Linked DNA regions of Homo sapiens: region 2 is linked to region 1. Evidence: read pairs that join two places in POLR2A ChIA-PET (ENCODE). Cell type or tissue: PC-9. All regions are shown on one strand.

Region 1 (2,500 bases):
CACTTTTAAGCTCTGTTGGACTTGAGAAAGTTTTGTTTTTTGGGTTTTTTTTTTCATATTCTAGAAGTTTTGTAGTTTTAGCTTTTATGTTTAGGTCTCTGATCCATTTCTAGTTAGTTTTTATGTATGAGGTAAGGGTGAAGATTTTTTAAAAAACTTGAGGTCCCACACCTGTAAAAAGAAAGGAAAAATAACATTTAAAACTTTGAGAAAATTTCTTTTTTTTTTTTGAGGTAGCATTCAACAGGTTTTGGCAAGTCTGCAGTCATCTACATCCAGAATCAGGCTGTAGAACAATCCATCAACCCAAAAAGCGCCCTGTGCCTGTTTCTAGTTAGCCCCCTACCCCTTTGTGGTTTTTATCCTATAGTTTTGTCTTTATCAGGATGCCCAATAAATGGAACCATATATTATGCAGCTTTTTGCGTCTGGCTACTTAGCACAACACATTTGAGATTTATTCATGTGTACATATACCAGTATTTAATTCCTTTGTATTGCTTAATAGGACAGTTGACCCTTAATCAACACAGTTGGAACTGTGTGGGCCCACTTATAGGCAGGAATTTTTTTTTCCTCAACCAAATGCAAATGGAAAATACAGTATTCCTTGGATGCAAAGCCCACATGTATGGAGGGCCGACTTTTCATATATGCAGATTCTGCAGGGTGAAAAGCAGGGCTTCATCACACTCGGATTTTGCTATCCTCAAGCATCCTGGAACCAGTCCCCCTTGTATACCAAGGGATGCCTGTATCCCTTTGGGTGGATTTTTTCCCCCCACTTAAATTGCATGTTTTATTTCCCCCAATCCCAGCAATAGCACAGAAGCCCCATCATATCCAACCCAAACTGGTTTCGAGTAGGTTAAGGTTATAGGGACACTTGTCAGAACGTTGATACAAAGGGCTCCCAAACGCTGGGCACAAATGTGTCAGCAAACAGATGGAAGTAAACAGTGCACTGGCCCAAATGCTTCATGAGTCAGTTTGATTTTGCAATGCAGTTTGCATCCTTGAAACTGCCAGTCTGGAGGGAGACAGGGTAGCTTGAGGGAGTGAAGTTGAAATTGCCTCCTATTAGCTCACCCTTTCAACATTAAACAGACCAAGAGAGAAATGGTTCCAACATTTCACCACATCTATTTCTTATGCAGTCTAAGCTGGGAATGCCATGTAAATGGATCACTGCGAAATGCAGCAATTTAATTTTTCTCCAATCAAAATAAGAAAAAAACCAGTATGATCTCACTTCTATTAACTTTTGAAGGTTTACAGCAGTTAAAATATTTTTACTTCTGTATATGAAGGCTTAAAAAAATTTTTTTTTTTTTCATAAAATACAAGAGCAACGAATTTCACCATCGAGTAAAAGTAAAAACTGGGATTCTTGTTTAAATTAGTCCAAAGTGGCATTTAGGAACTTAGTTGTAGGCTGCTGCGCTGACACCATGACAAAACAAAGTGTGGGGTTGGGTCTGGTTTTGTTTCAGTTATCTTTTCAATAACCAGTACTCATGGATAAAGTTCTGGAAGTGTTTCAGTTGTAAGGCAGGGATCTGTTAGAATTCCACCATGGGTATGCTTCTTGGGTTGGATGCTGGAGGGTGAGGCACGTTTTGCCAGACTCATGTCTAGTCATCAAGGTCAAAAAATTCATTGTCTCCTCCTTGGTATTCCATTCCCTGGAAATCTACTCGGTACTGCAGGATACCTCCAATTCCACCAAATCCTTTCACAAACCGAGACCCGTCTTGCATTTTATCTGTGATCATTTCCAACATAGCTCCAAATTTTTTATAGTTGTTAGCAAACCATTCCAACAGGGGCATGCTCTCGATAAGCTCATGTTCCTGTCCGGTCTCTTTGTCTGTGAAATGAGATTTATCCTTTTCTTGCTTTGGAGTTAGAGAATTTTCTCCTTTTCTGTGCCTTGGCAATAAAGAACATATCTCATTATATCCAGATTTTCATAGACCATTAGAATTTCTACAGCTCCCTTTTCCAAAGTCTTTAGTGTATCTTCAACGCCAAAACAGTACTTTCGCGTGTCCTGGGTGATTTCATCAAAGTATCGTTCTATTGATTTCTTTTCTTGAATGAATTTCACTTCGGAGAGGACTTCAGTAGATAACTCAGTAGCTTGATTGAATCCATTTTCACCACCATAGGATATATCAACTAATTTTAAAACTTTCGATTGTAACCTCTGATCAAACATATCAGATTGACTTAGTTCAAAGTCAGCAGATCCAGCTAAAACTAGACCAGCCACATTCACTTTGTCCCCAGAAATAGCTGCACAGCAGTCTCTGCTACTTTCTGAACATAGTTATGTCGCTTTTCCATTTTTAAACGGGCAAAACGCCTCTACTGTGTTTCTTTGGGAGATCCACAGTGAATTTGTGCAGGACTTCTCTTGTGTTTCCTTGGAGTGTGCCAAAAAGTGCACCACTACCATCTATTACAATGAATCCAAACTTGCTGTCATCTGAAAGTA
Region 2 (2,500 bases), 51 kb before region 1:
TAAGTATGAATATATGTATTTATTATTTTTATTTTATTTTATTTTATTTATTTTTTTGAGACAGAGTCTTGCTCTGTCGCCCAGGCTGAAGTGCAGTGGCGTGATCTCTGCTCACTGCAACCTCCACCTCCTGGGTTCAAGCGATTCTTCTGCCTCAGACTCCCAAGCAGCTGGGATCACAGGCATGCACCACCACGCCCAGCTAATTTTTGTGTGTGTGTGTATTTTTAGTAGATACGGGGTTTCACCACGTTGGCCAGGCTGATCTCAAATTTCTGACTTCAGGCGATCCACCTGCCTCAGCCTACCAGAGTGCTGGGATTACAGGCGTGAGCCACCGTGCCTGGCTGAGTATGAATATATTTAATTTAAAATTGCCACACAGGTTTTTTGCATGGGTGCTAAGGTATCAAGTTTTTCATTTCCTAGTAGTCCAAATATGAGAGGGAGAGCAAATGTGTATGTTTTCCCCATAGAAACAATAGTGGTTGTGATTTAAGCTAATGGTAATATTTGGGAGAAAGGAAAAAGTCACAAAGCTGCCAAAACAACACAATTTTGAAACTCAGAGAATTTATCAATCTGCTCCTTGTTTGTGTACCCAACACATGAGTGTCTGCAGAGTACATATCTACATACAGGTGACGTGGCACATATATAGGTACAGTCGTGGGCCATGTACAGATGCTTCAGTCAAGGACAGACTGCATATATCACAGTGGCCCCATGAGAGTATCACAGCAGCATTTTGCTGTACCTTTTCTATGTTTACATGCACAAATACCATTGTGTTACAGTTGTCTACAGTAACATGCTGTACAGTTTGGTAGCCTAGGAGCCATAGGCCATACCTATAACCCAGGCATGTAGTGGGCTGCACCATCTAGGATTGTGTAAGTACACTCTATGATGTTCACACAAAGATGAAATCACCTAGGCCAGGCGCAGTGGCTCACACCTGTAATCCCAGCACTTTGGGAGGCCGCGGCAGGTGGATCATCTGAGGTCAGGAGTTCGAGACCAGCCTGGCCAACATGGCAAAACCCCGTCTCTACTAAAAATACAAAACTTAGCCAGGCGTGGCGGCGGGCACCTGTAATCCCAGCTACTCGGGAGGCTGAGGCAGGAGAATCACTTGAACCCAGGAGAAGGAGGTTGCAGTGAGCCTAGATCGCACCACTGCACTCCAGCCTGGGTGACAGAGCGAGACTCCAGCTCAAAAAAGAAAAGATGAAATCACCTAACAACACATTTCTCAATGCATTCTCATGGGTAAGCAACACATAACTATAGGTCACCACGTGTATAGTTATATAGATGATGTGGCATATATCTAGGTGTGTAGGTGACATAGCATATTTTTGCTTTAGAAAAGGGTTTCGGGGCATGTAGAAAGGTACTCGCGATTCCTATTCCTATTCCCGCGAGGCTCGTTCAGCAGAGCTTGGTCTCCCTCAGGCATGCTTGTTCCAGGCTCCTGAGTTGTGCCAGGCACGGCACGGCTCACAACAGGCCTCTCACTGAGGCTTGGCCTTGGAGCAGCCTCTTCCTGTTGTCAGGCTACAACTAACAAAGGCCTGGTACCCTCTTCCAGCGAAGGGTTGGCATTTGTTCCTAGCAAATGGTGAAGGCGTGGCTGTGGTGAGCGTGCTGCTCCTGCTCAGTGCCTTTGTAGGAATAAGGGAAAGTGGCCCTGAATGAGGCCAAGTCTAGTTAAAGGCCACACATTGGTAAATATGTATTGAAGGAGAGATTTGAAGGGAATAAGTCTTAAGTGGTTCTAGATAGAGAAACCCTTGCTGGGTGACCCCCAGGTGTCTGCCCTGACCTCGTCATGGTGAGGCTCAGAGGGACCCCGTGGGCGCTGGCTGCCTGTGCTGTCCCACCCCCGCCTTGAGGCGGAGCTGAGGGCACTTGAGAGGATTGTCCTGAATGTCACCTGGGTGGTGGATAAGGGCAGGTGCATGTCACAAATCAAGGATGTTGGTTCTGTTTCGCATTCTAATCTCTAAGAAGAGTTTATGATGTAAATGTATTGAACTGATAGAATTTCTTAGAACATTTCTTAGGAAGGTTTAGTCTTCTAAACTCAGGGAAGCGGACGGTCTTCGCGGCCAGGGGAGATTCTGTTCCCCAGGGGGGCATTTGGCAATGTGGAAACATCTTCGGTTGTCACAGCTTGGGGTGGGGAGAGGGGACTGCGATGGGCCAGGCCCTGCTCCTCTGCCTGCACCCAGGCCCCCTAGCTCACTCATTCAAGCCACCTCCTGGGCCTCACAGGCATTGGAGGGCGAAAGGCTTTGGATGGGAGCTGCCCCTGGCACACAGCAGTGGGCTCTCAGCCGGGCTGACGCTGCTCTCAGATCAGCTTCCTTCCTTTCCTGCTGTCCCCGTCCTCACCTGTGCCCTTTGGGCCAATGGGGAAGAAGTGGCCGGAGCCGGGCCCTGCACTTGTGGCCGACTTGCCTGAGCTGCAGAGAGCAGAGGAGACACGGAGCGT

The links. ChIA-PET counts read pairs that join two places held together with the same protein. Peaks named below come from ENCODE experiments on the same cell type or tissue, not always from the same donor. Only the 100,000 strongest peaks of a DNase experiment are listed, where the experiment ranks them.
Region 2: POLR2A ChIA-PET joins it to region 1 with 9 read pairs; 8 of 35 experiments call an interaction of 5 or more read pairs at or near these places.

What each region holds. Positions count from the first base shown.
Region 1 is chr7:151,502,598-151,505,097 of GRCh38, reverse strand. The region is part of intron 1 of RHEB (Ras homolog, mTORC1 binding); the gene reads left to right. It also overlaps the pseudogene ETF1P2. Among named protein-coding and RNA genes, the nearest start is that of RHEB, 16 kb to the left of the region's middle. In PC-9, no CTCF peak of the experiment used is centred here; a DNase peak (open chromatin) is centred at 997; H3K27ac peaks cover 2,138 bases.
Region 2 is chr7:151,553,446-151,555,945 of GRCh38, reverse strand. No RefSeq gene overlaps it. Among named protein-coding and RNA genes, the nearest start is that of RHEB, 35 kb to the right of the region's middle. In PC-9, no CTCF peak of the experiment used is centred here; no DNase peak of the experiment used is centred here.